Regions from separate parts of the Homo sapiens genome. Here all the other regions are linked to region 2. The links are chromatin contacts, found by Hi-C or POLR2A ChIA-PET in ENCODE. All regions are on one chromosome and are shown on one strand. The core of a region is the stretch at or near the end of the contact, and the rest is flanking DNA. Distances in the headings are between cores, read along the strand shown. Region 1 overlaps CAMTA1 (calmodulin binding transcription activator 1). Region 2 holds the start of DNAJC11 (DnaJ heat shock protein family (Hsp40) member C11). Region 3 overlaps CAMTA1 (calmodulin binding transcription activator 1).

What was found. A loop is a pair of places that touch in the nucleus more often than their neighbours do. ChIA-PET counts read pairs that join two places held with the same protein, here RNA polymerase II (POLR2A). Pooled maps may share reads with other maps.
Region 1: a loop to region 2 is called in a map of chondrocyte, with 2.8 times the contacts of the local background. The contact joins the enhancer-like site here to the promoter of DNAJC11 in region 2. A Hi-C loop is called at or near these places in 1 of 168 maps with a recorded cell type or tissue (chondrocyte) and 1 of 50 pooled maps. POLR2A ChIA-PET finds 5 or more read pairs at or near these places in 2 of 52 experiments (AG04450 and activated naive CD4-positive, alpha-beta T cell).
Region 3: a map of gastrocnemius medialis shows a loop between it and region 2 (5-fold over the local background). The contact joins the enhancer-like site here to the promoter of DNAJC11 in region 2. A Hi-C loop is called at or near these places in 7 of 168 maps with a recorded cell type or tissue (IMR-90, gastrocnemius medialis, heart left ventricle and 3 more) and 8 of 50 pooled maps. POLR2A ChIA-PET finds 5 or more read pairs at or near these places in 1 of 52 experiments (HEK293).

Annotation. Positions count from the first base shown.
Region 1 is chr1:7,548,098-7,551,237 of GRCh38, reverse strand. The region is part of intron 6 of CAMTA1 (calmodulin binding transcription activator 1); the gene reads right to left. Among named protein-coding and RNA genes, the nearest start is that of CAMTA1-AS1, 110 kb to the right of the region's middle. Within about 2 kb of position 1,762, at least 6 of the 41 ENCODE cell types and tissues checked have a DNase peak (open chromatin) inside an H3K27ac peak, as active enhancers do.
Region 2 is chr1:6,700,434-6,703,565 of GRCh38, reverse strand. It overlaps DNAJC11 (DnaJ heat shock protein family (Hsp40) member C11), which reads left to right and starts at 1,750. Exons shown (of 16, transcript NM_018198.4): 1 at 1,750-1,837. The coding sequence starts at 1,766. RefSeq lists a silencer at 1,514-1,963.
Region 3 is chr1:7,644,063-7,646,827 of GRCh38, reverse strand. The region is part of intron 7 of CAMTA1 (calmodulin binding transcription activator 1); the gene reads right to left. Among named protein-coding and RNA genes, the nearest start is that of VAMP3, 130 kb to the left of the region's middle. RefSeq lists an enhancer at 2,517-2,765. Within about 2 kb of position 1,405, at least 7 of the 41 ENCODE cell types and tissues checked have a DNase peak (open chromatin) inside an H3K27ac peak, as active enhancers do; they include gastrocnemius medialis and heart left ventricle, where a contact is called at or near this core.

The DNA of each region.
Region 1 (3,140 bases), core at 513-3,012, 850 kb before region 2:
CACAGGATGTGATAAGCACCCTCCTCCCTTCCTTGCTTCTCCCCTCTGGGCAGGGAAGCCCCAGGGTGGCTAGGGTGGAGACTGGGGTGGAGACCAGGAGGGACTAGTGAGTAACCTCGTGGTGCTTCCCTCCCTGTGAGGGTGAAGGTCACACTGGCTCTCCCAGGCCAATCCTGCGCCTTCCCAGACCTTTCAATGAGGTTGTCTCTGCATCTGTTCCAGTCAGTAATTAGACAAAAATCCATTAAAATGAAGCGGGGGTACTTTGCCTTCCTGTGAAGGAGGCCAAGGGAGATTCCTCGTGGGGAGGGGGCAGAGAGAGCTGGGGTGTCTATGGGCTGCTGCTGGGCCTGGGAGAGAGAGGCCCAGGTGAGAGAGGGTCAGCTGGGTGGGTGTGGTCAGGTGAGGGGGCCGGGTGGTAGGGGCCAGGTAGGAGAGGACCATGTGAAAGACGGTCAGGTAGGAGAGGGCCGGGTGGGAGGGGCAGGTGTCAGGGTTCAGTGGGGAGGAGTCAGGGGGAGGGGCCAGGTAGGAGAGGACTGTGTGAGACAGAGTCAGGTAGGGGAGGGCCAGCTGCGAGGAGGCCAGGTAGGTGTGGTTAGGTGAGGGGCCAGGTGGGAGGGGGCCAGGTAGGAAAAGATCACGTTAAAGAGGGTCAGGTAGGAGAGGGCCAGGTAGGAGGGGCCCAGGTGGGAGGGATTATGGGGAGGGGACAGAGGGCGAGGCCCCTACCATATGGGAGGGGCCCAGGTGGCCAGGGCCAGGGAGGGGAGGTCCAGGTGGGAGAAAGCCGGGTGGGAGTGGCTGGGTGGCACAGGCAGTGGGAGGCCCTGGGCTTCCCCATTCAGGACTCTGGATCAGGGCCACACTCTTGAGGCAAAAAGGAATGGTGAGTGGCCCAGGTTAAACTTGCTCACTGGACTCCGGAACCATCATCTTGTTCTTCCCCTCCCAGACCAGGGTCTCCAAAGAAAGATCTGCATTTAACACTCCATTAACCCTCTGTATCAGCTTCTCTTCCTACCACTCTGGGAGCTGTGGATTCACAGATTTTTAAATCCAAAGTTACTAGGTCAGCTCAGCTGTCTTCTGCCTCTGGGCACCCTTAGCCTCACTCCAGCCCCTCCCAGAAACTCACCCTCTCCTCCACTCCCTGCACCCTCTCCTCCACTCCCCTGCAATGACTCCTTGGGATTCTCCTCCTTTGCACACCCTCCTCCTCCTTCCTTCCCTCTTTCAGATTCCTTTGAGACTCCTCCTCCGAGCACCAGAGCCCCTAACCTCTGTCTCTTATGTTCCTCTCTCTATAGATGCTGTGGTCTCTGAGATGGGGCCAGCCTCTTCTCTGAGCCCCCAGGGCCAAGCCTGGGCGCTTGGCACACAGGAGGCTCTCCTAAGTTCTTGAAGAATGAAACCCTCCCGCCCTCACCCTCCCATTCTTACTCTGAGCTCTTTCTTCTTCCTACAACACATATCACTTTCTGACATGCTTGAGTTACTCATTTTTTTCTTTTCTGTTTGTCTCTCCCGGCCCACAGGTGTCTTTGTTTTAATCACTCATGAACCTCACATATCACTTGAGGACATTGTCTGATTGATAGTGGGTCCTTAAAAATATTTGTGAGATGAAAAGATTTAAACTAAAGCTGGGCCAGTCCACAACTGCATTTTATCTAAAGCACTTTTTCCACAAGTAGACTTTCTGAATGCCCCAGGGCATTGGAGAGGAAATGAGTCATCCCATTTCTGACGCCTTTGCTGACAGCCAAGCACAGGTTCTGTGGGCACCAATCGGGGGAATAAGGATGAGGGAGGTGGCCAAGGGGTTCTGTGGTGGCAGGAGAAGGTCAAATACGGTCAGCTTCCTGCTGCCAACAAGGTCAACCCGGAAGAAAATGAGAAGGGACCTGGTGAGTCCCGAGTAGAAGTCAAAACACCCTCCACGGGCATCTCCACCCCTAAGAGGGACCCTCCATGGGCACCTCCACCCCTAAGAGGGACCCTGCATGGGTGCCTCCACCCCTAAGGGGGCACCCTCCACGGGCACCTCCACCCATAAGGGGTGCCCTCCACCAGCACCTCCGCCCCTAAGGGACACCTCCATGGGCATCTCCACCTCTAAGAGGGACCCTGCAAGGGCACCTCCACCCCTAAGGAGGCACCCTCCATGGGCACCTCCACCCCTAAGGGGGCACCTTCCATGGGCATCTCCACCCCTAAGGGGGCACCCTCCACCAGCACCTCTACCCCTAAGGGGGTACCTTCCATGGGCATCTCCACCCCTAAGGGGACACCCTACACCAGCACTTCCACTCCTAAGGGGCACCCTGCATGGGCACTTCCACCCCTAAGGGGGCACCCTCCACCAGCACCTCCACCCCTAAGGGGGCACCCTCCACGGGCACCTCCACCCCTAAGGGGTGCCCTCCACCAGCACCTCCGCCCCTAAGGGACACCTCCATGGGCATCTCCACCTCTAAGAGGAACCCTGCAAGGGCACCTCCACCCCTAAGGAGGCACCCTCCATGGGCACCTCCACCCCTAAGGGGGCACCTTCCATGGGCATCTCCACCCCTAAGGGGGCACCCTCCACCAGCACCTCCACCCCTAAGGGGATACCTTCCATGGGCATCTCCACCCCTAAGGGGACACCCTACACCAGCACCTCCACCCCTAAGGGGCACCCTGCACGGGCACCTCCACCCCTAAGGGGGCACCCTCCACCAGCACCTCCACCCCTAAAGGGGCACCCTCCACCAGCACCTCCACTCCTAAGGGGGCACCCTCCACCAGCACCTCCACTCCTAAGGGGCACCCTGCACGGGCACCTCCACCCTTAAGGGGTGCCCTCCATGGGCACCTCCATTCCTAAGGCGCACCCTGCATGGGAATCTTCCTCCTTAAGGAGGCTTGCCAGACCCTCCCACAGTCTACAGAAGAGGGCAAGGAGTTGGGGGAGGTGGCAAAGGAGCTGCTGGAAACTGTAGACATGTGCCCAACACAGAGGGTCGAAAACCACAGAGCAGACCCAGAACTGTGCTTCCTCAGTACCCATACAGGGCATGACCAGTGACCTGGTTAATGCCTGTTGCCCAGCATAACTGTCAACTTTTATTGTTTGCAATTGTTAATTCTTATTT
Region 2 (3,132 bases), core at 501-3,000:
CCGGGAGGCGGAGGTTGCAGTGAGCCAAGATCGTGGCACTGCACTCCAGCCTGGGCGACCGAGTGAGACTCTGTCTCAAACAAAAAAAAAAAAAAAGAAAGAAATTCTTAAAGACTGTCAAATGTCAGCATGCAGTTTGGCCCTAACCACAGCTCTTTTCTCTGCAAAGGAGAAAAAGGCAAAGCCCATAACATTGCTGGAAGAGCTGATGGACCATGGAAGCTGTTGTGGAGAAGCTTCACACAACTAAAGAAATAGCCCTTAATTTACAACCTGGGCTGACAGTTTGTTTCAGGCTGACTCAACCCACCCGAACAATCTGTCTCAGCACACCGAAGTGTCTCATGCCAAAAGATCCTAAGAGGGCTGGGCAACTTGGAAGGGATGAGACACAGGCCCAGATGGTGCACATCTGGCCAAAAATTAGAAAGAGAAAGAAATCAGCCTCTCAAATCCACAGACAGGTGTTCGGGGCTTCCCAGGAGACCTGCTTATGAAGGGCAACGGGGATGGCTATGGACTGGTGGTTAGTGAAGGAACAACAAAGGTTTCTGAGACTTGCGCAGGTCAGCGGGAACCAAACAGGTGGCAAGAGTGGGCTGCTGTCCACCTTCCCTTGACAATGGCGTCATTTCGAAGACCTTTAAATTATTTAGATTGTTGTAACCAAGACATCTTTAATAATGCACCAAACAGCAGGCACCAGGTTGAAATCAATTAGACTCCACCGATAAATTATAAGGGAGAAATTTACAGGAGAATGGCTCTGGGGTAGGGACTGCAGGTACACATGCCTGCCAGAGACAATTATATCAGGAACCAAATAGTTATTGCTTTGTCATTTAAGCAGCAGAAAAGATGGCCAGGTGCTCCTAAATTAGAGCAATAACAAATAACTAAAATGAGGAGGCCTGTTCTGGGCAGGAAGGCTTCTGGGTGGCCAAGAGAAAAGACAATGGAGGTAGGAACAAATGTCATTTGGGGGATATCTAGGATCCGGATGCACCCTGCACTGGGGGCACCTCGCGCTTCTTCCAGGAGTTTGGGGCCAGTGGGGTAACAGGTGGTATCACAGGGGTTTGTCTCCCAGAGGATGACAATCTCCTGGAGGTGACTTCAAAGTTTCCCTTTCTAGGCAGGACGCGGTGGCTCATGCCTGTAATCCCAGCACTTTGGGAGGCCGAGGATCTCCTGAGTTCAGGAGCCTCAGACCAGCCTGGCCAACATGGTGAAACCGTGTCTCTACCAAAAATACAAAAAAATTAACTGGGCGTGGTGGCGCGCGCCTGGAGTCCCAGCTACTCGGGAGGCTGAGGCAGGAGAATCGCTTGAACCCGGGAGGTGGAGGCTTCAGTGAGCCGGGATTGCGCCACTGCACACACACCAGGCTGGGCGACAGAGTATGACTCCGTCTCAAAAAAAAAAAAAAAAAGCAAAGTTTCCCTTTCTAGTACAGGAAAAGCCCTAGGGAGTCCTGGCTGGATCTCAGGCCCCCGAGGACGCAGCCACGCCGCGTGCCACGCGTCCATTGGGAGCACGAAGAGACACCCGCGTGGTCACCCCGCCAGGGCTGCCTAGGCGCCGCGTCCCGCCCTAGGCCGCGCGGGGGCGCAAAGCGCAGGCGCACTCCCGCCGGGCGCGGACGGCTCCGGGCCGCCAGGGGCCGCTGTGGCGCAGCCGGGCTGGCCCGCGCTGTCCCTGACGCGGATCACTGGCCCCTCTTGAGCACGGCCTTGCCGGTTTGGCGGGGTGAAAGGTTGCGAAGATGGCGACGGCCTTGAGCGAGGAGGAGCTGGACAATGAAGACTATTACTCGTTGCTGAACGTGCGCAGGGAGGTGAGGCCAGCGGCTGGACGCTCTGGGGGCTGAGGCCGAGCCCGGTCGTTCGGGAGGGCCGGGCTGGCGGTGGCCGCCCCACCCCCGCCACGGGAGGCTCGGGTCCGTCGGGGAGGCCGCGTGACCCCGGCGACGTGCACGCCAGCCGCCCGATGGAGGCGTCCCCACCGCCCAGACCCTCCCGCCGGGGGTTCCGGGGCCAGCCTCCGCCCCAGCTCCTGAAGGCCAGTGCGCCGCGTGCACTGTGTCCGGGTAGGGCCAGAGGCCCCCGCACGCTCAAGAGGAAACGGGGGCCCCGAGGAGGCCACCGTAGTGGGGTTAGCAGTCCTCCGAGACCCCGTCTCGCGCTCAGCCCACATACTCGTCCTGGCTGAGGGGCTGTGTCATCGCCCGCCGCCAGCAGGATGGCGAACTGAGTCTCACCCACCAAGGTCAAGGCCACTAGGGAACGTCCTTAGGGCTTTTTCCGGTTCCCGAGTCTTTCGTGGGGACGCTCTGCCTCTGAAGTGGGTCCAGCCTCAGAGGCATGCGTCTCATGCCCTCTTTCATTCCCCTGGACCCGATGTCCAGAAATTGCAGGCAGAGCCTCCGGGACACAGACCCTCGGCTCGGAGGCTGCAGATTAGGAAGAAGCCCTAGGCCAGAAAAGTGGTGCCCTAACAACAGCTTCAACATTCACACCAAGCACTTGTACCCTGTCTCCTCAACGAATAAAAGATAACATGAGAGAGTCTCACATAGCCTGGCAGTAGTAGGGCCCCACTACACTCCTTTGTTCTTGACTAGTCTGGAGTTGAGATAGGTGTGAAGGGCGAGAAGGCTTCCAGGGTCAGGTCATGAGGTGGATCAGTTTCTTTAAGCCGATGGGTCCAGACTTTTCAGCCCTGCCAGAGAATTCCTAATTCCATCTCTCAGGTTTTCCAGTGGTAATGAAAGCTAGCCAAGTTTGGCTATGCTAACCAAAGCGGGTTCAGTGTGTGTTGTCAGTAAATATTAGTCTATGTGATGTTAATAATACAAACTTATCTTGTGTGGGACCACTATGCTGAATGAACTTTGTACTGTTATCTCATTTAATTCTGAGGATAGCTCTTAAGGTAAGTATTATGATAGCCCTTGATTTACACTTGAGGAAACCAAGGCATAGAGAGATTAAGTAGTGTGTCTAAAGTCACACTACTAGAAAGTGCAAGAGCCTGAACTCAACCCAGGCAGTCTGACTCTGGAGCCCAGCTTGTGAGCTCCATGCTAGTCTGTCACCTTACCTTACCAGTCCTTGGACTACAAAGCTGCTA
Region 3 (2,765 bases), core at 156-2,655, 940 kb before region 2:
CTCCACCCAACTCAACAGGGCCTCCATTCACACTCACTAGGGCCTCCATTCCAACTCACTGTGGCCTCCACCCCACTCACCATGGCCTCCACCCTCACAGTCACCATGGCCTCTACCCAACTCACCATGACTTTCACCCTCACAGTCACCATGGCCTCCACCCTCAGTCACCAGGGCCTCTACCTCACCAGGGCCTCTGCTCACACTCACCAGGACCTCCTCCCAACCCACCAGAGCCTCCACCCAACTCACCAGGGCCTCCACCCAACTCACCACAGCCTCCACCTTCACAGTTACCATGGCCTCCAACCACTCACCAGGGCCCTCACCCTCACAGTCACCATGGCCTCCACCCTCAGTCACCAGGGCCTCCATCCGCCTCAACAGGGCCTCCAGTCACACTCACCAGGGCCTCCACCCAACTCACCAGGGCCTCCAACCACACTCACTATGGCCTCCATCCAACTTACCAGGGCCTCCACCCAACTCACCGTGGCCTCCACCCAACTCACCAGGGCCTCCACCCAACTCACCGTGGCCTCCAACCACACTCACTATGGCCTCCATCCAACTCACCAGGGCAGGGCCTCCACCCAACTCACCATAGCCTCCACCTTCACAATCACCATGGCCTCCACCCTCACAGTCACCATGGCCTCCACCTGCAGTCACCAGGGCCTCCATCCACCTCAACGGGGCCTCCGCTCACACTTACCAGGGCCTCCACCCAACTCACCATGGCCTCCACCCAATTCACCAGGGCCCCCACCAAACTCACCAGGGCCTTCACCTGCACTCACTATGGCCTCCACCCCACATTCAGGATGGCCTCCACCTCCACTTTCAACATGGCCTTTGTGGCCTCACATTTACTATGGCCTCCACCACCTGCCATGGAGGTGAGGTTGCTTTTGGAGGAAGTGTGGGGGTGGAGGTGCTGAATCCCCACACACTCGTGCCTGTGGATACGTCGTGTGCCCGTGCAGAAGCATGGAGGTGCACAGAGCACTTGTGTGGTGTGGGCGTAGGCCCTGGGGCTCTGCTGATTCCACAGCCAGCCCTCCTGCCGCCCGCCCAGTGCTGCAGAGGACACCTGCCCCAGAGGCCTGAGTACTCTGGCCTGATGCCAGCGGAGCTCTGGGGCTGGCAGGCAGGGTGGAGCTAAACCCCGAGGCGGCTGGGGGAGCTGCCTGCTGATTTCCGGGCCTTCGAAGCCTGCAGGAAGGCCTAGGACTTGCTCATGGCTGCAGGGCCATCTGGCCAGCCAGGGCACTCCAAGAGGAGCCTCCAGGTGGGAGAGCTGGGACAAGATCACCACACGGGAAGGGCTGTGAACACAGCTTAGAAGTCATGCCCTCGCCACTCACTCCGGATGGAACAACCTCACCAACAGCTTGCTGGGAAATGCCTGGCGTGCCATCCCCTCCTGGGCTGCCAGGAAATGGGCAGGGAAGAAAGCCACGGGTGCTCAGAGGGAGAGGATCTTCTCCGAGGAAACGGTTCCATCTGGCTTTCTGTAGGTTCCAGTGGAGCCAAGGGTGCAAGGTTTGGGGCATGGCAGTTTAGAACCACTGTGGCTCTGAGCAGCCCAAGATCACTGAGCAAGTTTCCTGCCAGCTTGGCAGGACAGAAGCACAGAGCCTGCCTGGCAGAGCAGTCGACTCCACTCAAAGTCATCTCTCAGTGGCTAATCTGGGAGGAGAGGACTCCCCCTTCAGCTCCTCACTCACACTATGGGGGTTTACTGGGTGCAAATCTGGTGCTCTCTCAGACCAGCTGCATTGGAACAGACCCTGGAATTTCCAGGATGAGACATACTAAGCTTTAGATCACTTGCGTACTGTAAACTCCAGGCCTCAGACGGCGCCTCAGACAGTCATTGCCAGGCCTTGGACTGAGATGGGCAATTCTGTGCACTATAAGCCAGAAAGCTGAAGCCCACAGGGGCACCCCAGGCTAAGCACAGCTCTACTCAGCCCTGAATGATTCACATGCAGAACCTCTTTCCCCAAAGTACGTTAGGATGGAACTACAAAGCAAAAAACGACACTTCCCAGACTCTCTTGCAACTAGGAGTAACCATATGACAAAATTCTGTCCAACGACACCAGAGATGAAATGATGTATGCAAGTTGTGGGCTTAAAGGGAAGGAACTCACCCTCCACCTTATTTTCTCCTCTTTCCACTGGTTGGAATGCAGTTGCAATGGCAGGAGCTGGAGTAGCCATTTTGGACCATGTAAAAGAAGGCAAAGCCCTAGGAATGGGGAGCAGCCACCCGGAGGGAGCCAGGGTGGCCGATCCCTGACCCTGGGGCTGCCACATCAACCCTGAACTGTGACATGAAAGCCAAAGGAGCTTCCCTTTCATTGAAGCCACTGTTATTTTGGTCTTCCTCATAGCAGCAGGACCCATAGTCTCATGATTACAGAAGGGATTCCAAAAGACAGGAAAGATCTCTGGGAATGTCCTGGGAATTCCTATCAGCTATCTTCATTTATTTCTGTGTGTGTTTTTTTTCATCTGAAGGAAGCATTCCTCAGATTGCAGGTGGAAGGGAAGCCCCCTTCTGACCAAAGGGCACAGCTGCAAGGACCAGGATGGGATTCTCTGAATCAGCCTGGTGAGATTCCCAGGGCATAAGGTCACGGAGCCCCCATCTCACAGCAGGTGAGGTGAAGGCTGCAGACCCATCTCCCTTCAGCCCTGGGGAGCACGACATTGTGATTAAACCGCTGACAACTCCGCTGGCGGGCAGGGAAATT